Regions from separate parts of the Mus musculus genome. Here region 2 is linked to region 1. A link is a loop called in an ENCODE intact Hi-C map of the cell type or tissue named here. Cell type or tissue: left cerebral cortex. All regions are shown on one strand. Links, peaks and the distances in the headings refer to the core of each region. The heading gives the core; the rest is flanking DNA. Region 1 overlaps Papolg (poly(A) polymerase gamma). Region 2 overlaps Pus10 (pseudouridylate synthase 10).

Region 1 (11,940 bases), core at 1,569-9,568:
ACAGGTTTTTCACTTGGGAGTTAGTGACTGTTCAGTCGGTTGTTATACTTATGTCTAACTTACCCAGTCTTCTATGGTTGTCATAATCTCCTTTAAGCTAAGACTTAATCAGCATCTTGAGGGCAAGCCCGCTGGGTCTTCGCCCTGTTCTCAGCTGAGTGTGGCCCATCGTTTGTGCACAGCTGTCATCCTGTCGATCTCACTATGATCTTCATGGAAGTTTCTCTCCCTACTCTAGAATTTCCTTCTTTCTTGATATACTACCATCTTACTGGAGCTCAGCCATTGAATGCCGAAATAAGAATTTGTTTTCCTTATCTTGCATGCTTAAAAAGCACTGAATCCATAGTTTTGCTGAGTGCATCATTCTAGGTAGGAAATGATTTTTTACATCCTCAAAGGCCTGCGTTGTCTTGTGGCCTCTGCTGTAAAAAAAGCATATTACTGTTTTGACTCTTTCTTTGTGTAGATGGTCAGTTTTGTCTCTTGTTTTATTTAGTTGTTTTAGTTTTATTTTGTCTTTATACTTGTAGAATTCATGATGATAATATGCTTTGGTATGTGTTTTTAACTGATATGCTTGGCATACAATAGTCTTTTAGAATGAAAAGGCCTTCAGTTCTTGGAACTTTTATTGAGTTCTTTTGGATTCCCTGCCTTTATTTACACACAGGTCTTTTTTAATGGAATCCTAAAATTTGTATGTTGAGTCTCCAGAGAACAGCTTTCTTTAAAAATAAATAAATAAAAGCACACACATTTTTCCTTTACTTAATTAACCACATCTTAATATTTTAATTCTTCTTCTTGTTTTTTCCCTGTCTTTCAAGCTTTGTAATAATATCCACTACCCTGTTTTTAGTTTCTAAAAATACTAATTATATTTTCTAAATGTTCTTTTAAATTTATCTATGTATTTATTCATAGCTACCTGTTTTTATTCCCCAAATAAAATGTTTAAATCTTAGGTCACTGGGCCTGTTAGCATTTGCCCGTGTGCTCTCCAGCCTCCATGACTTTTGCTGATGTTTCTATTGTCTGTTTCCTAGTGGATTATGCCATAAACTCTAAGAAAACTGAACCCAAACCAAAACATTTCCCAGTATCTTAGTTGAGTTTCAAGAGAAGTAAATGTGTGTTGTATCTTCCATCTTTATTTCAAGATATTCAATGATTGCCCCATATTAGGTCACCTACATAGGCCTCCTGATGTTTTAGTAGACTATCCCAAACTAATAATTGGAACTTTTTATGTTTGGAGTTAGGGTCGGGGAGAATGGACCAGGAGAAGTAAGTAAATCATTCTCTTTTCTTTTTTATCTCTTTCCAAAGATTGATCTAGTCTTTGCAAGACTGGCAATACAAACCATATCAGATAATTTAGACCTAAGAGATGACTCTCGCCTGAGAAGCCTTGATATACGGTGCATTAGAAGTTTAAATGGTAAGTTCCTATAAAGAAATCTTAGATTCCTGCTTGAAAACAGTTTGGTAAATAGGGCCTGTAGTTGTAGACAATTAATTGATTAATGTGCTCTAAAGATTGTCCTGGCAGCAGAAGTTCCTCACTACCTGCTCCAATGTTCTGGATTCCCTAATGAAAGACACAAACACAGCTTTATATTTTAATATGCTTTAATCAGCTCAATGGTGGAACTACTTCCAAACCTCCACATGGCTAGCAATTCTCCCCTTTGATATTCCTAAATTATTACTTATTAAAACCTATATTCCATCCTGGCTACCCTGGCCTGCAACCCTCCATTACTCTTACTTGTTGGCTGTCTCTCTGTCCTGCACTTCTCAAGCCTAATCTTTCTGCTTCCCAGGCATGGTAGTTCTATCCTTTCTTCTCTCTCTATCCCCTTGCTGAGAATCCTAAAGTCTTGCCTCTCCCTGCCCAGCCATCACTGGGCTCCTGCAACTTTATTTACCAATCAGAACCAACCGGGGGCAGAGACCCTCAGCATCTTACATGTGGGATTCTTGTGCAGTTTGGGGAGCCCAGTTACCATAATACAAGCATTAAACCAAATCCACAACAAGAGCCCTTTTATGGAATTGTTAATGGACTATTTTAAAGACTTGAGCAAACTAAAAACCTAAGAGCAGCATGGAGTATAGCTCAGTGTTAGAGCACAGGCTTAGTGTGCTCCAACACTGCATTTCATCACCAACAGCAGAAATCTTAAAGTCCTGGTTTTCTTCATAAAAATAGTATGATTAATTATTTTTAAATTCTTGAAAGATTATGTTTAGAGTTGTGGTTCATAAACATATTGGTCTCAGAAGGCCTGTAAACCTAGAAGATTTATTGAGAACTCCAAAATATTTTTTCATCTGGATTATATGTCAATATTTATCATATTATGAATAAAAATGTTTAGAATATTTATAATTCACTAGAAGTAAAAATCAATTATAAATTAATAATTTTATATATAAGATGGTCTTTTTTCCAGATTACCCTATCTTCTTCTATAGTTAACATATTATCTAATATCTTGTTTTTATTAAACTATAAAAAGAAATAGGATTATTCTATCACATTAATATCTAGTGATCTCGTCCTTTTGCCTTTGCCTGGCTTTTTGTTGTTGTTGTTGTTATATTTTTGGTTTTTGGGTGTTTGTTTTTAACTGTCATACTCTGGCTATTTGGAAAATGTTAGTTCACAAAGTTATTTTTATCTTCAAAATGTTAACACAGATTTCATTATAAGTGGGTTTTAAATTATATTGATTAATTAATATTAGCACCAGAGATGCTAATATTAATGAGAGTCTTTAAAGTTTTATAAGCTATCAGGTTCACAATAGTAGATAAAAGTGATTTATAACTAATTTAACTTGAAAGCTTACCTCTTATCCACAGTAAATAGTATCATTGTTTTCCTTGAGGCAAGGAATTTAGTTTATTTTTCAGAGACTACTGAATGCCCAGTTGTGTAACCTTTTTTATCTTTAGTCATAATTTCAAGCAACCCAGTATTTGTTGAAAATAAGGCTATTTTAGCATGCAGCTGAAATGATGATACACCACTTTCCTTTTGGTTGCTTTTGTTTAACTGGGAGCCTATGAGAGTAGTGAAGTGTGTTGTACACTTGTATACTTTGTTGCCACTGCTGTGTTTGACCTCTAAGGTAACACTGTAGTTGTCAATGCTCCACCAAGGCAAACGTTAGCACACAGTGAAAATGGTAAGGAATGATAGAGGCTTCTTAAAAAGTAGGTTTACCCTTACAGGTTCTTCAGGTTTAAGAGCCAGTGATCTATAGGCTCCTTTCTTTACACTGTTGTTTGTTTGTTTGTTTGTTTGTTTGTTTGTTTGTTTGTTTGTTTGAAACGTGGTTTTTCTGTGGAACTCACTCTTAGACCAGCCTGGCCTCAAACTCGGAGATCTACCTTCCTTTACCTCAAGAGTGCTGAGATTTAAGTCAAGCACCACCATACCCAGCTTATTTTATTTTATGTGATAGTAAATTACACTTCTTTGTGAAAAGGTTTCTATTAAGAAAATTTTATAACTTGGAGACATTATGATTAAATCAGATACACAGGAGACCCATCTGTTTTTCAGTTGAGAGTCTGAAGGTTAGGAGACCATTTGAATTAACTGAGTTTTAACGCCTTAGTGAAAAATCAATGTTTTGTCTTTTTCAGGATGTAGAGTTACTGATGAAATTTTGCACTTAGTGCCAAATAAAGAAACTTTTAGACTCACCCTAAGAGCAGTCAAATTATGGGCAAAGCGTAAGTATCCCAAGTCCTTTATGTGTCTTTTTAAATTTTCTGTTGCCAGTAATTGAAACACATATGAAAACTCTGACCTTATTGATGTTGTTGAGGGTTGATGGTCTGTAAACTTAGAAAAGCATTACACCTGTTCTCAGGTGTAATGGTTTATGTGTGTCTCTCTCTCTGTATGTATGTGCCTATGTATACATACATATATACATATATATGAGTGTGAGTGTGTTTGTGTATAGCTTATAAAATGCCCTTTGCCTAGTTCTGATCTGATATAGGACATTCTGTATTATTTATCACTATAGTCAGACAGTGCTTGACGATGGGGAGATGAGGGCTGAAGCAATGGCTCAATGATAAGACCACTTGGTACATGGTCTGAGTTTGAGTCCCCAGCACACGTGCAAAAGGTGAGACATGGCTGTGTGTGCCTGTATCAGTAACGTCAGCACTGGAGAGCTAGAAACAGGAGGGTCTCTGAGGCTTGCTGCCTGCCTAGTACCCTAGCTTCAGGTTCATTGAGATAAAGCTCAAGGGAATCAGTGAGGGAGAGATAGAACAAGATACCCAGAGGCCTCCTCTGCCCTACATGTGCATGTACCTGTATACACATGGTCAACAAGACTAGATAATCTCATACACACGATTTTAAAAGTAAAATAAGAATGATGATACAGTCTGAAAAATGAATCAATAGGTGATTTTGTACCTATGAAACAAATAGAATGTACTCACATACACGTAGTTGGTACAGTCTACCGTTTATCTCAGCTTTGTGGAAAGCTATTGACCCTAAACTGAAAACCTATATAAAGCCTTTTACCTGAATAATGTAGGCCTTTGTAACACAGTGCTAAGTACTTTCATATAGAAGATACCTAGATAAAACAACATATAGCAAAAACACAAAGTATGGTTTAGATGAGAGACATGATAAATGGAAATTGCTGAAGGCAGAGTTGATCTTAGTGAGTCAGCGAGTGATTGCAGATGTTTGGGACATTAATATCCACTACTGTAGACTTTATGACTCACTGACTTATAAAAAGTGTTTTCTTTCTTCAATAATATATTTAACTTACTGTAATTTTTTAAACTTAAATTTTAAAAAAAATTTAATTCCTTTGTAATAACACAAGTTGGGCATGGTGGCAAGCCAATAATTCCAGTGTCCAGTAGACTGAAGTTGGAGGGTCACATATTCAAGACCAGCAAAACTTTGTCTTAAAAAACAAAACCCATTTATGCAGGCAGGAATGATGGTTTCCACCAATGTTCCCAGGTACTCAAAATGAGGATGATCACTGGACTAGCTCATGAATTAGAAGCCAGCTTCCTTTCCAGTCCAACATTGCTCTCAATTTTCTTGTTTTTTTTTTCTTTCCTGGTGTTTCCTTTTCTCTTACCTCTTCTTCAGCTATGCATTTTTTCATCTCCATTATAATGAATTTTAAGTGACTGCCATTATATATGTGGTTGTTCCTTGACTGACATCATTACTTGGCTCATGACTATACTGAAGCAACTAAGGAACTGAATTTTTAAATTTGTGTTTTATTTCATTGGTATTAAAATTGAATGATTCCCAAGAAAGGTAAAATAATGTTCATTTAAAAATCTTGTCACAGCACTATTACTGAGGCTATGGAGCACTCACAAAATTGGATCTATCATGACTGCCCTCTGAAAGACCCAACAAGTAGCTGAAAGAGTCAGATACAACTATTTGCACCCAACCAATGGACAGAAGCAGCTGACCCCTGTTGTTGAATTAGGGAAGGCTGAAAGAAGCTGAGGAAAAGGGTGATCCTATAGGAGGACCAGCAGTCTCAATGAATCTGGACCTCCGAGATCTTTCAAACACTGGACTACCAAACAGACAGCATACACTAGCTGATATGAGGCCCCCAACACACATACAATAGAGGACTTCCAAGTCTGTGTTCATTCAGAGATGATGCACCTAACCCTCAAGAGACTGGGAGTTTTGAGGTCAGATGGGATGGAGGGTGGGGGCATTCATGTGGAGACAGGGTGTGGTAGGAGGAGGTGTGGGATGTGGAGCAATTGAAGGGTGGGAGGGGAGGGGCGGGAAATGGAATATGGAGTATAAAAAATTAATTACAAATAAAATTAAATTTTAAAAAATCTTGTCACATATATCATATTCCTAATAGCTAAAAGAGTAAACACAAGTCACATATTCATACTCTGATGAATGAATATAAAAACATGGCATATCCTTGCTGTCAGATACTGTTTTGCAATAAAATGGAATGCAGTACTGGTAAATGATACAAAATATATGAATGTTGACACCACTTAAAGTATGGCAGAAGTTACCCAAAAGTCAACATGCATAGGCTTTGATTTATATGAAGATGTCCATAATTAGGAGAGATGTATAAGATAGAAAGTAGGTGAGTGGTGGTTTAGGTCTCCAGGTCCAGAAAAGGGAGTGGTGTGACTGGTTGGGTTTCTTTGGAGATGATGAACTATCCTAGACATGGTTGTGGGGTTGCACAACTCTGAATATACCAAAAGGTGTTAAACTGTATAGTTTAAATGAATCAGTCTTACGGTGTGAAGTTTGCGGGGAAAAGATAGCCATGTGCTGCTTGTGGCCACCATATTGAACAGTGGAAGACTTAAATGAGTGTTTAAGCAGGTGATTTTTGCCTGTGGCCTTAAATAGGATAATGTAATTTGTATTGAAAGGATAACATGAACAATTTATCTCTCTTTATAAATCAAACACTGTATTTTTCAATTTTACATGCATAGTTTTTATGTTTAAATGGCCAAACTGACATTTTTGTAGGATTTACCCCTTCTTTGTGTGAGACATAAAATAATAGCACATTGTGTAATAAGGGCATATTAATATTAGGCTTAATGTGATATGGTAGTAGTTTTCCATAAATTTTTATAAAAATATCATTTCACAGGTAAGTCTAATATCATTCATATATTCTTCACAATGGGGACTTATCCAATTTCTATGAAATCCTGATGTTTGTTGCCAATTTTGTGATTGGTTTTTAAAATACTCCTCATGTATACAATTGTTAGTGAAATGTTCTTTCTTACCTACTTACGTCCAGATGTCTTTCCTTCTGTTTATTTCTCTCTTTAACTCCAGATACTTGGGGGGAGGTGGGGACACTTAGGAATAATTTCAGTAGAATTATTCAGGATGGTTGGTGGTAAAGCAGGGAACTGAGGTCTTTGTATGTACATTAGGGAACAGGGCAGAGAGCCAGAAGTAGAAACCAAGGTTTGCTGACCTACTCTGAGCCTAGTGTTTGGGTTCTGCTAATCATTTCACTTTTGTGTTTAGTTTTATGAATGAAGTTATCCTGTTGTGTTTCAAATATAATAGATCTGAATAATAATTAACAAATATTCGTATTTCTAGGCCGTGGTATTTATTCCAATATGCTGGGATTCCTTGGTGGTGTCTCCTGGGCAATGCTAGTTGCCAGAACTTGCCAACTGTACCCAAATGCAGCAGCTTCAACTTTAGTTCACAAGTTTTTTTTAGTTTTTTCCAAATGGTAAGCATATATATTTTGACTAATTGTTAACTTCTATGAATGTGTAAAAAAAACTTTTGAAATTTTAAAAACTATAGCCAGGCATAGTGGTTTCTGCCATGAGAGCTTTAAGTAGGGCTATTGCCATGAGTTTGAGGACAACCTGGGCTCCATTGTCTATTTTAGTACTGGCTATAGAGAGAAATCTTAAGGAAAACAAACCTATGCATAGATAACTGTGTTGTTTTACATTCATTAAAAGCTTTAAGATGTATTTATCTGAGGATGGGACAGCCACATGACACACTTTCCTTTCTTTTTATAACTGATATATAAAATTGTATATACTTATGAGGTGCCCACGATATTTTGGTAGTGTACATTATACAGTCAGATCAAGGTTAGCATGTGTGTCTCCTCAGACCTTAACCTTTTTCATTTCTTTTTGGTGAACACAGTCTCTTAGCTTGTTGAAATCCATAGTACAACTAACATTACTTATAGTCATCCTCCTGTGCAACAGAACACCAAAACTTACCTACTTTAATATCCATTGCCTGACATTGTCCTCTCCTTCTCTATCCTGGTCTCCGCTAGCTACTAGTCTACTTCCACCTTCTATGAGGCCAACATTTCAGATTTCTCTAATGAGTGAAGGAAAATCCTGTGCCTTGTTTATTTCAGTTAATGTCATGGCCTCCAATACCATCCATTTTATCACAAATGACATAATTTTGTTGTGGCTCCTTGGCTGTCCCTCCCCTCCCTTCCACTCCCCACCAATGTTTTGGAAAAAGGCTTTAACTGTAGCCCAAGCTTAAATACAACTTGAATTCCTCTTTCTTCAGCCTTCCAAGTATTGGGATCACAGATGTGTACCACCACACCTAGTTTTGACTCTTTTTTTTCCCCCTTTTTTGATTTTATTTTATGTATATGAGTGTATTGTTATATCTGTTCAACACTTGTGTGCCTGGTACCTATAGAGGTCAGAAGAGTACATTAAGTCCCCTGGAACAGTAGTTACAATTGTGAGCCCTCCATGTAGATGCTGGATTTGGGCCTTGGTCCTCTCGATATTATTAAGTTATTTATTTACTTTACATCCTAATCACAGCTTCTCCTCCTCCCTCTCCTCAGAAAAGGGGAGGCCTCCCGTGGATATCGACCAGCCTTGGCAATGTCAAGTTGCAGTAGGACTAGGCACATCTTCTATTAAGGCTAGACAAGGCAGTCCAGTTGGGAAAAGGGATCCAAAGGCAGGCAGTTGAGTCAGAGACAGCCCCTGCTCCTGCTATTACAAGTCCCACATGGAGACCCAGCTGCACATCTGCTCTATATGTCTGTCCCGTGATGCTCTCTGACAATCAGTGCTCATAACCCCTGTACCTCTTAAGTAAGTCAGCAAGGCGGCACTTGAGTTTGTGAATGAGCCTTATCATAGTAACAGCCCCATACCATAGATTTGGGCTTTGTACATTAAGCTCACCTAGGAAAATGGAGATGATAATCATAGCTGCTTCATTCATGTGCTGGTATTTTTAGCAAATGTTAGTTTTAGTTATTGCTGTTACTATACCATCAGAATCAAATCTGTAAAAGCAGATGAGAAGGGAGGTTCAGGTTGCTTTAACTAACAAAAGACTGGTTGGCGTTTCTGAGGAAGGGCAAATAAACAGACTCTTCCTTGTACATTGTACGTTGTCATGTGAAGATTGGGACAAGTTAATACTTTTAATATTTTTATATGGCATCTGAAGTGTTTGTGAATTAATTTACTTTATTCATGTTAGGGAATGGCCAAATCCTGTGCTGTTGAAGCAACCAGAAGAAAGCAACTTGAACTTGCCTGTCTGGGATCCTCGGGTAGGAAAATTTATTATGGAATTTTATTTAATCATTTAGAAGTTGGACCTTTCTCTAAATCGTAGTTCAAATGTTATGTCATTAAAAATTGTTCATATAAGACCAGATAAGTGGTTGTATCAAAACAGTATCATAATCCATTGTAAAAAAACTGATTCACAAGTAGTTGCTTATAATAAGGTACTGAAATATATAAAAATAATACTTTGTAGTACAGCTTAAAGCAGATAATTCTCACATAGCTTCCAATTTAATAAAATAGGTACTTATTTCTATATAAATTTGAAGATAATGTCTCTAGTTATTATACTTCAATAATTCTGAAAAACTATTGCTTCTAAGTTGCATCATTTAATAGCTTTACTGAGGAAAAATTCTGCAGAATTCTGACAAATAAATATGTCTGACTTCAGGAAGAAATGCAGTTCAGAAGAGAAATATACTTCCTAGAATTGAGAGAGTTTAGTATTAAATTTATATTTCATATTCTTCATAATTTAGGGGAAATAAAGTGAGGACTACTAAATAGAAGAATAGGTAATTATTCTGCTTCTAATTTCATAGGTAAATCCGTCAGACAGGTATCATCTTATGCCAATAATTACCCCTGCCTACCCACAACAGAATTCTACATATAATGTGTCTACATCAACTCGAACAGTAATGGTAGAAGAATTTAAACAAGGTAAATATGCTTGGCCCTGTTGTCCCTTACATATTCCCAAGATTTTAGTAGACAGTTGTATTCTGTATTGGTAGCTATTGATTGTCAGAATTCTGTAACCCTTAATTCTTTTTAAAACTTCAAATGCTTTCCAAAATAATATTAATCCTGAGTTCGACTCCTAGCAACCTCATGGTGGCTCACAGCCATCTGTAATGGGATCTGATGCCCTCTTCTGGTGTGTCCGAAGGCAGCTACAGTGAACTTCTATACATAAAATAAATAAATAGTTATTTAAAAAAAAAAAGGCCAAAAATTGAACCAGTCCAATATGGTAGAATTTAACCTTTATGTTCTCAGAAACAGCATTGTGTATTTACATTTTCTAAGTCAAGCACTTGTTGGGTTAGATGGTTTGGGTGGAATGACACAAAGCTAGGCACTTTTCAAAATTAGACCTAGTTTCTAAAAACCCATTGTTTTTTTCTTTTTGTTTAGGTCTTGCAGTTACAGATGAAATTCTTCAAGGGAAATCAGATTGGTCCAAACTATTAGAGCCACCAAATTTCTTTCAAAAATACAGGTATCTAAACTTTTATAATTTTGTTATATATGTATCTGGGGAAAAATAACTTTTTGTCATATTTATGATTTTTGTTTGTTTTTTTTACATCTTCTATTTTTAAGGGGGTTAGGTTGTGTTTGCCTGTGGGCATGCACGCACATTTGGAGGACAGGACAACTTGCAGGGGTTAGATCTGCCTTCTGTAGACTGTGTGGGTCTTAGGGATCAAACTCAGGTCAGCAGACTTGGTAACAAGTGCCTTTACCTGCTAACTCATTTTGCTGGACCCTTGCTTTGTTCTTAAGACAGAGGCTCACTCTGTATTCCAGGCTGACCTCAAACTTACTTTGTAACATAGGTTGGCCTGGAACTCATGGTGATTCTCCTGCCTGATGAGTGGTAGGATTTTAGGTGTAAGCCAGCACATGTCCAATAGGGCTTTAAATATAGAAAGCAAATTATGATAGGTGACAGTGTCTCACATTGCTTAAGCAAGGTAGAGAATAGGCAGTAGAAATCTTGAGTGGTCAGGGCCCTCAGTCTAGCAGTGGCTAGTCTAGCATCAGTGATAGTTGTTAAAGTGAGCTGTTTCTTAATTGTGGAGTCTATAGTTTTGTAAAAATAGAGTAATCTGTAGCTTTCAGAAACTGTGTAGTTATATTGTTTAGTTCTTTGCAAAGAAGAAAGAAAACAGATAAAAAAAACTCAGACTAACAGATGTTTCTGGCTGTTTTCCTCCTTGATCATGCTGTAAATCCCATATAGACATTATATAGTACTGACTGCCAGTGCATCAACAGAAGAGAACCATCTAGAATGGTAAGACTTATATTTCACATTCTTTCATGTCTGATGATAACAATGGTTAAACAATGCCACACCAATTATAAAATAGTGTCTTGCTTGGCTTTCAAAATCAGTGTATTTCATTAGTGACTGACATACATGATGGGGCATCGGGGATTATGTCATTGAGTTCAGCATCACCAGTGATAGAAGGCAGTAGAAGCAGATTTTTCTTGCTATTTTTCAGAGTCAGATTTAAGCAAACTTTTGAAGTATTCTGCAGCTCACTATTATTGTTCCCCCATCAAACTCAAAAAGGAAGAAGACACTTTGTGTATCTTCTTAACCTAGGTGATGGCACACATGTCAGAATTTTAAATCTTCTGACAATAGACAGTAGTTTTGGTCAACGACACTATGTCTTTGAGTGTATGTAAATTCATCCTCTGTGCTGCCAGTGTGTTGTCACTCCTGGACCACTAGGTAAGAGATGTGCTACCTGTGACGCATCTTCCAGTCTGACCTTTTGTTTCGAGGGCTTTTACTTCTCTGGCAATTTGATTGTTTTATTGATGAACTATTTGTCAGGAAACTACAGTATAGTAGTTTCTAGTAGTTACTAGTATAGGGCAGTCCTTCATTAATATGTTGCTGAATGTTACTCTTTGCTATATAGCAAAGTAAATAGTTACACAGAGACTATACCACTCAAAAACCACTGTTTGGTACATAATAGAAAAAGGTGACTTCTCATTTAAGTAGCAACACTACAG
Region 2 (11,940 bases), core at 1,954-9,953, 200 kb after region 1:
GAAAAAGAGAACAAAAGAAGAAAGAACAGAAGAAAGCACGCACACACTCTCGCAAGCATGCACAAACACACGCGCGCACACACGCACACACACACGCGCACACACACGCACACGCACACACAGGAACCAGCTAGAGTTGACAGCACAGATGAGGTAGAGAAGGTAGAGCACAAAGGGCCTGGGAGGTAGATTACCTGTCAGGAGTAATGGGTTCTGAACTCTCTGGTGGCAGGATGACTATGGTAAGAAATAATATATATTTCAGAATAGATAGAAGGGGGCATTTTTAAAAATGTTTGTGCCAGAAAGAAGTGCTAAATATTTAAAACAATGTATTGATTATCCTGATTTGATTATTACACAATGTAGAAATACATAAAAACATCATATCTGCCCTGTAAGTATAGACAAGCATGTGTCAAATCAAAATAAATTGAAAAGAGGAAAATTATAACCACAGCACTACATATCAATATTCTCAGAAAGAGAAAAGATTTTATTTGTCAAACAAGAGCACAGACTTATTTTTCTAAAATACATACACTCAAAAGGTGGCAAAAACTAGAAAATAGGGGGAAAAAAACTTAAAGCATTATGTATTTTTTAAAAAGTCTCATAAATTATGTTAAGCAAAAGGCATGGCATACAGGGCATTATGGCTGTTTTATGTGAGGCTTAGATCAAGCTCCAAATGCTAATCCTAACAGCAATCTCCTCACACACCCAAAGGACAGTGCAGGAAGCTGCTACTGCAGGGACAACGAGCACTTATTCAAAACTAGAAGAAAACATTCTATTCCACAGCAGATCCAACCAGTCAGTTCCCACCAAGTAATCCCTGTTTTCTTTCTATAAGGCAATCACTTAAAATGGGAGAAAATGAGAGGGCTCATTGCCTAAGGGGGTGGACTAACTGTGCAGAGCACTCAATCCCACCTCAGGCAAGTTAAAGCTGCTTGTAACTCCAGCTTCAGGGGATCCGACCTCCAGCCTCTACAGAAACCCACACTTGTGTGCACATATGCATGATTAACAAAGTAAGAATAGGGCCAGTCATGGTGGCACAGGCCTTTAATCCCAACACACAACAGGTAGCGAGACAGGAATATCTCTGAGTTCTAGGCCAGCAAGGGCTACACAGTAAGACCGTGCATCAAGCCAAACAAATAAATAAAGATCTTTAAGATGTGAGAAAGGGACTGGAGAGATAGTTCAGTGGTCAGGTGTATATGGCTGGTCTTCCAGAGGACCTGTGTTCAATTCCCAGTGGCAGCTCACAACTCCAGTTGTGACTCCAGTCCCTATGACGTCCATAGGCACCATAGCAGGCACATGTGGATGCCAGGGGTCAGCCTGGGCACTGCTCCTCAGAAGCTTCCCACTTGTTCCTTTGAGACACACTCTCTAGTTGAGACCTGGGACTCGGTAATTAGACTAAGCTGACTGGCCAGCAGGCTCTGGAAACCCTCTTGTCTCCTCCACCTCCCCAGTGCTGATATGACAAGCTCACTTTATCCAGTGCTCCTGGCTTGGCGTTTGGGTACCAGAGATCTTTTTACATGGCCATGGGGATCGAACTCAGGGCCACAAACTTGAGGGGCAAGCACTTTATTGACTGAGCCATCTCCCACATCTTTAAATTATTTCTCTTGTTAAGATATTACAAGAGCCCTTGTTTTGTTTAAAAACAGACAGAGAGCTAAGGATTCTTTCTCTAACTTTAAAGATATCACAGTTTTTGGAGAAAGTACCAAAGGAGGTGCATCTGCCCTAGAAACAACCCGTGTTTAAAATCTTACCAAATCACAGCGTGGGCAGTATGGCAAGTGGCAATTACAAGCATTCTCTTTGGGATAGGCTAGTTCAGAGTTCAGAGTTCAAATCCTAACTCTACTATTCATCAGTAATGCAATCTTCAGTTTCAATTTCATCACAGAAAAATGAAGACAAAAGCCCAGCCTTCTTTGAGCGCTGTGATGTCTGAGTGAGATTGCCTATACAAATACTCAATAAACAGCAGTGCCTTACATTCATAAGTTTATCTTGCTAAAAAGACATAGTTTATCTCCTAAAAAACATAGTACTCATGTAGCTGTGTTCTATGTGACCTATGCTTTACTGTCACTATGTATGACTCAGATACAATTGTGACAGAATTACTAAATCTAAAGCAAAGCGATATTATTCAAAACAAAATTAAAAAAAAATAAAAGATGGTTGACATGACATTTCTGTCATTCAAATCAGAAATAGGAAGAGCCTAAATTAGAAGTTCCTTTTTTTCTGAAACTTAGTGCACGAGGCTACAGTCCTAAAAGTTAATGTACCCGAAAACCATATCATAAGGCTCTCCACAGCTGGCAAGTGGCCGTGTGCTAATGTGGTACCTCCAACAGAGACACGTTTAAGGGATTTGCTTCTTCATGCTTTCCTTTAAATTCTATACACCGCTGATTCCAACTATAAGTTCTAAAGATGCTGTGTGATGAATCACAGGTATAGAAACATGCAAATCAAAACAGGAGACTTCACTGTTTTTAATGCAGCCTATGCATACATTCACACAGTGAAAAACCATAGCAACCAACCTCTTCCTTCTTGCTCTTTCTCCACCTATACCAGCTGGAGGCAGGCCAGTAAAAAAGGCAAGCTAGAAAATAAATATATGTCTTTAATCATTTAAAGCACATGCTTGACTATGCTTTCAACTGCATTCCTGGATCCAATATACAGTACATTTCCATGGTGGTCCGGCCCTACTTAACCACTGCTGGAATTAGTACAAAGTATAATACATGTGTAAGAAAACACCCTAGTGAAGCCTAGGGCTCTGTATACTTAACATGAATTATAAAAACAATGTGAGTAGTTAAGAAAGTTATTCTGTAACTAAAATGATCAGGTAAAGTCAAATACACAAAATTTACAGGTTGAAGAGATAACATGGCTTTACAAAGTGTTATGAAAAGAGCAGGAAAACACATTCAAATTCCCATAAACATAAGATGGGACGTCATTTGATCTCTATGAGCTCAGGGCTTTCTTTTTCAAATGAAGATGTGATGGCTAGGCAAGTGGTCACCATCCTTAAGGATGGAAAAAACTTACCTTTTTGCCGATGCACACACTAGGGCTACATTAAACTTGAAGAGGGCCACTGAAAAAGTTCAACAGGTACAGGCACTTGTCTCTAAACATAATGGCCAGAATTCAATCCCCAGGGCCCACATGGTAGGAGAGAGCCAACTCCCAGAAGTTGCCTTCTGACCAGTACATATGCACTATGTCATGCACACATGTACACTCATACATGATGAATAAATAAATAAATGTATGTCATACGAATTTTAAAACAATTGGCAGATGGCTTGGAGGGTAAACGTTTACTGTGCAAGCCTGGCAAAGTGGGATGGATCCCTGGAGCCTATATAAAGGCAGGAGAAAACTGATGTTACAGTTGTCCTCAGACCTCCACACACTGTGGCATGGGCTCCCTCCCCCAATACAGAACACACACATACACAGGAACACTGAGAATTTTCAAATCATTTAAAGAGTGACCATCGAAGGTCACTTTTTATGTGCTAAGGTCAGGAACTCACAGACTTTCTTGCAGTCATTCTCAAAAGGTAAGAACGGGTTTGCACCTGGAGAGGTGTTCTCTCCAGGGCTGTGATAAATCACAACAATGTACACATAACTATCATCCTTTAAATTCAATGCCAGGAAAAGCTAGGGAGCCCTGTTCTACGTGACTAGGAAGGTGTCTTCAAGCCCTATGAGTCCATGACTCTTATTTGTGTGTGCATGGGCATTGTGCATGCCATGGTGTGCATGCTGAGGTCAGAAGACAATTTGTGAGCACTGGTTCTCTCTTTTCCACCATGTGGGTCCAAGGAACTGAGCTCGGAGCTTTGGACTTGGGGACTCGTGTTAACTTGATGAGTCACCTCACTGGCTTTTCCATGTCTCTTAAAAGTGCAAAATTGCATATGCTGGAAACCTCTTGGAGTCACATCTTACAGAAAGATGGATTTGGATGGCTGCATAAACATACTTGTGTGCTATGAAGGTTTTTAAAGTTGTAGCCTGGGGACTGGAAAGATGGTCCAGTGGGCAAGAGCACTTGCTGTTCAAGCAGGAAAAAAGAGTTCAAATCCCAGGCTCCTAATTAGGAGGCCAACTGTGCTGCATATGAATGGGTAGCCCCAGTCCTGAGGAGAGGGGGGAGACAGGAGGCTTGTTGGTGCTTGCTGGTTGTTATCTAGCTTCAGATTCAATGAGAGGCTGTCTCAAAGCTATAGGGCAGGGAGTTAATGGTAAGACACTCAAAACCCTCCTCTGGAGTGCACTCACAGGCTGTGTGCAACTGCACATCACACATAGCCAGCCGCTGCCCGCAAGGCCGAGGAAGTGCCTGTCAGCAAAAACGCTTGCCACCAAAAGCATGAAGACGTGAGTTTGATCCCCAGTACTCATGCAAAAAAGCCAGGCCTGTTAACTTACAGTGGTGACAAGTAGGTTCCTGGAGCTCTGCCTAGCCAGCCAGCTTAGTCATATTGGCAAGCCCAGGTCAGTGAGAGATCTGTCTCAAGCTCCAGAAGAATTCCAAGTTGACCTCTGGTTCCTGCACACGCTAAGGCAAACTTTAAACCTGCCTTTCTAAGTTCAGAAAGCACAGCAGAACAAAGGAGATCTTTAGTGTGTTGTATATCTAGGAGGGGTGTCTGCCATACAAATTTTAAGTTGAAAAAGCATGGAAAATAAAGAGAAAGGAGAAAATCTAACCGCTGAATCAGAAGACAGCCAGCTCAGGCCTACACACACATTACTATCTTAAACAAGTGGCTCTCTATAGTTGCAGTTGATCTGAGAACTAAACACAACAGAAACCACAATCGCTTAGAAGAAGTAAGGACATTAGCAGAGAGGGAGACTTTACCTAAGAATACAATTCAGATAAAGCCAAGGATCTGTAAATGCATGCAAACTTTGAGTATGTGCTTCTAGCTCTCCTGTTCTTCACTTGCTTTAATATAGGGTATCACTGCATAGCCTGCATAGCCTTGAACTCACGATCCTCTAAGCCTCCTGAGTGCTGGATTACAAGAATTACACCATGCCAAGTGAGTCTGTGCTTGCTTAGGACAAAGGAATTCATTATTTTCTTCAGATCCTAAATGAGATCAACGGATCCAAATTGGTAAGACCACAAATTAAAAAAAAAAAAAAAAAAAAAAAACATTTAAAATATTAATTTATGAAATTTTTTTAAAATATAATTTCTTAAATTAAAGAAAAAGTGCTGCTGCAGAATTGGTAATTTTATTCTTACCTAATTCAGACTATTTAATGCAAAGCATGGAAACAAAAAATATATTTTGAGCCAGGTGTGGTGGCGCACGCCTTTAATCTCAGCACTAGGGAGGCAGAGGCAGGCAGATTTCTGAGTTCAAGGCCAGCCTGGTCTACAAAGTGAGTTCCAGGACAGCCAGGGCTGTACAGAGAAACCCTGTTTCAGGGAAAAAAAAAAAAAAAAGAAAAGAAAAGAAAGAAATATATTTTGATCTGACAAACAAAACTCCATATCATACTGAACATTGAGAAACAGGGTGCTTCATATGATCAGAGTAACATTTATGATGCAATATAACTCATTTAAGGTCACTAGGGTGAACAAAGGGGTCATCATATACTAGCCATAAGATGGAAATGAACTAAACTGATGGTACAATATCGCCCTCTGCTGGACTCAGCTGATACAAGATAAACCTCAAAGAATGAGCAAGACTTCCCAATTTGGTCTGGGGCATCCTTGATAATCCTTGTCACACAGTGGCTTTACAGAAGCCACTCCTGAGAGCAGAGCAGTGGCTGTGGCAGCAGAGTCCACCTGGATCACATCACAGGAAGGAACCCGAACAGTGCCGCAGGCCCAGGACACACAGTCATGACTGAGGAGGTCACAGGCTACAATGGGGAGCTGTCACTGTTTCATTAAACAGATATGTGTCTCTCAAACTGATTTCCAAACATTTGTGTCTATGCCCAGACTGCTGCTCTCAGCTTCACTAATGGGAGGAAATGTTCCCTTTGCAATGGGAGAGGGTTACTGCATAAACTCACCAGTTAAATTTCTGAGAATAAGTGTCTATTGTGTGGTATAGTACCCAAGGCTCAGCCAGACACAGAAGATTGTAACCAAACACTTACATTGCCCCTCCCCTCCAAAGTCCCAGGAACATCACAGCAGAAGGGGCAGGAGAGTGTAAAAGTCAGCAGAAAGGGAAGCATGCTGTGTAGCCATTTCCTCTGGGTTGAAAAGTATCCTCTCATAAAGGGGTAGGACACTCATGAAGCTCCTGGAACTACAGGAGGGCTGGCAAACATCTCAGCAGCTGAAGGGATTTGGGGCCAGGCCAGACAGCTGATCTCCAGTACTCACATATTCTAAGGAAAGAACGAACTACTGTAAGCTGTCCTCTGACCTCCACAGGCACACTGGGACGCATCACACACACACACACACACACACACACACACGGACACGGACACGGACACGGACACGGACACTCGCACACAAATATTTTAAAAGAAACAGTAACTTCACAGGACTCCAGGAAGCTCATAAAAGTTACAAGACTAATGAGGTTCCCCACCAGAGATTGGATGAAGAGCACACAAGCCAGGAAGACAAGAGGCTCTTAGGCAAAGAAGCTGGGCACAGGCTGTACTGGTATTGTATGAAGCACCTCTCACAGGTCATCCTGTTTGTGGAGGTGGCTTTTCAGGAACATTGCTGCCTGAGTCGCTTACAATAAACCCAATAAACTTCCAGGCTTACCAAGCTCACAGACTGGAATCATGAATTTGTCATTGTCTTCTTTATCTGAAGTGAAAGGATGTAGACTCCCATGTGAAGTAATGCAACAGCATTAAAATAGAAGGGCTTCTTAACTCCCTGCTGGGCTTTAAGAAGATCATCTACCAAGGGAGGATGCTTGAATCTCACTTAGAAGAGGAAATAAAATAGTCACAATAGGCAGATGGAGGGAAGGGTCTGGGAGGGAGAGGGGATGAGGAAGGGAATGGGATCAAGTACAGGGAGGAACATGTGGGGTGGGGAGTGGCCAAAAGGCCATGAGAATAAATGGAAATCTGCAAATGATGGAGGCGGGGGTCATCTCCAGGATGTGACAAAGACCTGGGATAAGGGAGGCTCCCAAGAATCAATGGGGGTGACCTTAGCTGTGACTCACAGAATTGGTGGAATGGAACCTGAAGAGGCCACCTCCTGTAGCTGGGTAGGAACCTCAATGGAGGGATAGGGACACCAACCCACTAACCCCAAATTTATCCTGTCTTTAAGAAATGCAGGGACGGGGGATATAGCAGAGACTTTGGGAATGGCCAACTAATAACTGACCCAACTAGAGACTCATTCTAGGGGCAATCACCAATCCCTGACACTATTAATGATACTCTGTTATGTTTGCAGACAGGAGCTTAGCATGGCTGTCCTCTGAGAGGCTCTACCCAGCAGCTGATTCAAACAGATGCAGACACCTACAACCAAATAGTGGATGGAGCTTGGAGACTCTTATGGAAGAATCAGGAGGAAGGATTGGGGTCCCAAAGGGGATAGGAACTCCACAGGAGGACCAACAGTCAACTGACAGGGATGGACCCTTGGGGCTCTCTGAGTCTGAACCACCAACCAAAGAGCTATATGGGCTGGACCTAGGCAACTTGCACATATAGAGCAGACATGTAGCTTGGTCTTCATATGGGTACTGAACAACTGGAGTGGGACTATCCCAAAAGCTGTTGCCTGTCTGTGCAATGTTTTTCTGGCTGGGCTGCCTTGTGTGGCCTCAGTGGGAAAGAAGCCCTGCAGAGATTTGACGTGCCAGGGTGGGGGGATACTCAGGAGGAATACTATCCTCTCAGAAGAGAAGGGGTGCAGGGAGGGGAGGATTGTGGGATGGAGGGGATCAGCAGGGGGAGGGGGCAGTGAGTGGGATGTAAAGTAAGTGAGTGAGTGAGTGAATGAATGAATCAATAAATAAATAAATGGAAAAAGAAGATGATCTTTCTTTCATGTACCTCAGCTTGGTGGCTTTCTGTCCTTGGTTTAATCTGTGTCAAAAAATATATCCATTCTGGTAAATTCTTTGGGATGAGAATTATATCCATCTTGAGCCTACCTTCTGAACATAAACTAACTTGTCTTTGTTCCTTCTAATGCACAAACCTCCACGTAAGCATGGCATTCCAAGAACAGGAGCACTAATGGAAGACAACTGTCACCTTTTCATCCAGGTGGGCCGAAAGCCAAACATTAGCCACCCTGTATCTGACCCCGTTATCCAATTGGCTTACTGTCTCTTTAAGCAACTCTAACTACCACTCCAGAGGCATCTCTGCAAATACATTACGTCATTCCTTTACTTGGCAACTGCTTTTTAAACTCAGGCATAAAAACTCATGTTTATTCTTATTAACTTATTCTTAAACTCATGTTTATTCTCATTAGCTCATGTTTATTCGTCCTTTTAGACTGCTCTTGTTCATAAGCTCTACTGTGAATTAACTGCAATAGCCAACATGCCTGCTGCACTCTCAACCCTGTGTCATGTAGCCCCTAGTGAGGTTCACATACATCTTCACTAGCATAAACTATGGACAGAAGAGAGAGGAGAGAGCCCTGAAGCACATCAGGAGCCTCCCTGCAGTTCAGTGATGGTGTGTTCAATGTGCAGGTGCCCATCAAAGGACCTCTGTGTCCTACTTTTGGAGACTAGGATTTGGGAAGACAGAAAGTGAAGATGCAGCATCTATTCTAACGTCTTCCCTCAATGGAGTTTCACGAGGCTGAACACTGTCCAGCTTGGGATTAGTCATCCATTCACTCTTTTCGGATACAGACAGTCCAGCACAATCCAGTCAGTTGTAGTTAGGCCCTGCCATGTTCCGGCCACTTTCAGGAAAGCATTTTGAGAGACTGGCCATGCAGGGGGCTGCGAGGCACTGCCAAGCTCTACCAGCTCACTCCATGCTTCAGACATACTCTGCTCGCAGCAAACTTGTCCTTCCTCGAGCTTAGTGCCCACGGCTCACCCTGGAGCTCCTGGTCCAGAATCTCACTGTGCTTTGCGGCTGAGCTTGCCAGCTGCTAATTTTCAGAATTAACTTACTTACTTTTGGGAAAGGCGCACTTTGTCTCCAATCGCTTGGAAAATATGCTGCCTTTTAACATCCCTGAGGATAATGAGCAGGTGCAGGCTGTTTTAACTCTATCTTGAAATATAATTTTTTTTTAGTTTCATGAAATGATTTATTTTATTTTATTTTTAGTAATTGCCAGTAAATATTCTTCAAGGTGGGTAGCAGGAACCCAAACATAATTATGTCCTATTCCATACCTACTATTGCTTTCAAAGAGTCAATTTCATGTCACTTCAAAGCCAACACATCTCCCTTTGAACTGGGTGACTTTGTACAAGAAAAAGAGAGAGCAGCAGGAGGCATAGTAGGGTATACAATATGATATTCTAGTCCCTCTTTCTCCTACATCTCCCCCACATCATGGGGTCTCAGACTGTGACATGGCCAAATCTATGGGGATTCGTATGGAGGCAACCTTCTGCTCATATGTCTAACATGAGATGCTTTTGAAGGGAAGGAGGGAAGATTACCAAAATGCATTTTGGTTCTGCCTGAAGGCGCCAGCCTCTGTTGTTTACAAAAGATGCTATGTAGATGATACACGAGTTCAGTCTGAAATATAACTATTCACGAACCCAGAGGACTGAGCCCATTTAGGAAAGCGTCACTTTGTGGAGCCAGAACTTTCACTCTTCTCAGAATGACTGTTCTACGTGTTTGTTTGTTTGTTTGTTTTTGAGAACGATCACATTTTCCCTGACAGAAAGGCCAAAAGCAAAGCAAGACGTTCAGAACCCACCTTTCTCTCCATCTATCATCAGTGTGCATCATTCCAAGAAGGCCTGTCTCCTGCTTCATTTGTTTCCTGTCCCTTAGCAATTCTTTACTCTCTTAGTAGTTCACTGTAGGGTCTAGTTTTTTTGTTGCAATTCTAACAGAGCTGAGCCTCCCTCTTATATTTGTACTAATATGACTCTATTTTGGCTTATATTTTTTGTAACTGATCTTAAGTTTGTGAAATAAAACTTGATTGTTCAATCTGGGCAACACTTAACAAGGAGTTCATCGGGCCACTCATTACAATACTTTAAGCTTTTCAAAATGAAAATTTTTAAATGCACATTCCTCCTCCGATGCCCTCTCTCTAACTTAAGATGAATTCAGGATCCTCTTGTCTTTGGCATAGACCGAATTCCTCATTTTTACTCTTTTAAAACTATTTAATGAGACAGGTTTTTCCTATATAGTCCAGGCTGACCTCACAGCAACCATCCTGTCTAGTTTCCCAAGTGCTGAACTTATAACTGTGAATCATCATATCGGCTTCCCAATTTGGGGGGCAGGGGAGAGAAGGTTTCAAGACAGAGTTTCTCTGTGTGGCCCTGGCTGTCCTAGACTCGCTCTGTAGATCAGGCTGGCCTCAAACTAACAGAGATCCTCCTGCCTCTGCCTCCCAAGTACTGAGATTAAAGGGATACACTACCACCGTAAGGACCATGCCCCCCAATCCTTTATGGGGATTTTTCTCTAAACTTCCTTTTATTGGTTATAATAATTTGGTTTGAACTAAATTTGCTTTCCCTGAACTTCCTAAAACTTATAACATACCTCTTAGGCAGATGCTTATGCCAGTTTTTTTTGCATTGTTTGAAATTCACCTGTCCAAAGTTTACAGCCCTTCTCCCCACTTGCAAGAATGGATATATTTTTTAATTCTTCATTTTGAGCAGGCAGGATGGTTTAGCAGGTACAGGAACCTGTTGCCAAGAATGATGACTGAGTTCAATGCCTCAGGCCCACATGGCAGAAAGACAGAACCAGTTACTGCAAGTTGTCCTGACTTCTACACAGGTACACACACACACACACACACACACACACACACACACACACACACACACACACACGGATATATATACACACAACTAAAACAAAATAAAAATGTAAAAAAAAACCCCAAAAACCCTTAAGAGTATTAATTCCTCAACATGCAGTCTTTGTAACAATGGCACTGGTGAGTTTGCTGTTTAGAATGCAAATTCCTAAGCCCTACCTGACCAAATACATACAAATCTTTGGGATGGTGCTTGGGAAACTTCAGGCTAGGCTCAAATACCTGGCAATCCTCCTGCCCCAGCTTCTGGATAATGGAATTACAGGCAGGAGCCACCTTACCTACCTATGAATAAACCTTTTACATGCTAAAAGTTTAGGAACCAGTATCTAGGAGAAGACACTTCAAATAAAAAGTTCTCAAATTATGTCCTTTTAGCTCAATGTGATTTTTGTATATGTAGCCTTTTAGACTGTGGGTGACAACCACACCTGGTATCACATAGCAGAAGGTAGAGGGGTCACGAGAAAAAACTAATAATGATAAAAGGTTTCTGAATGTGCAACAACCAAAATTAATTCAAAACCACCTGTGCAATGAATCCGAGGCATGTCTAGCCACTCTTGCTCATGTCCCATCATGCAACACTGCAGCAATATTCCCAGGATGGCCTCAAATTCCTTGCCACCCCGCTTCCACACCCAGTACTGAGGTTAAAAGTGGGAGCCTCTGTACCAAGTTTACATTCCCATTTTTGTTTGGTGTGTTTTAGAAATTAGAAACTCCTAGCTTACATTTTACACGTGCTCTGAAGTGGGCAAATGACCTTACCTCTCTTACAGACAGCTGCGGTGGAAAGGAGACAGATAAAACCACGCTGGTGAATTCAAACCCAGAGGCTTCAACCTTTTGGCACACCTAAAAGAGTATTACAGATA

Evidence for each region. Hi-C counts contacts between places; a loop is a spot of excess contacts. Peaks named below come from ENCODE experiments on the same cell type or tissue, not always from the same donor. Only the 100,000 strongest peaks of a DNase experiment are listed, where the experiment ranks them.
Region 2: a loop joins it to region 1, with 2.8 times the contacts of the local background. A loop is called at or near these places in 17 of 42 quality-filtered maps.

The regions. Positions count from the first base shown.
Region 1 is chr11:23,871,687-23,883,626 of GRCm38, reverse strand. Papolg (poly(A) polymerase gamma) reads left to right here. Exons shown (of 22, transcript NM_172555.2): 7 at 1,333-1,444; 8 at 3,664-3,753; 9 at 7,169-7,307; 10 at 9,080-9,152; 11 at 9,717-9,837; 12 at 10,315-10,399; 13 at 11,147-11,200. Among named protein-coding and RNA genes, the nearest start is that of Gm12061, 17 kb to the left of the region's middle. In left cerebral cortex, for the core only: no CTCF peak of the experiment used is centred there; no DNase peak of the experiment used is centred there.
Region 2 is chr11:23,673,218-23,685,157 of GRCm38, reverse strand. Pus10 (pseudouridylate synthase 10) reads right to left here. Exons shown (of 18, transcript NM_028304.3): 4 at 11,834-11,920. Among named protein-coding and RNA genes, the nearest start is that of Pus10, 13 kb to the right of the region's middle. In left cerebral cortex, for the core only: a CTCF peak has its summit at 5,738 (motif pointing left); DNase peaks (open chromatin) are centred at 2,619, 4,520, 5,746 and 8,992.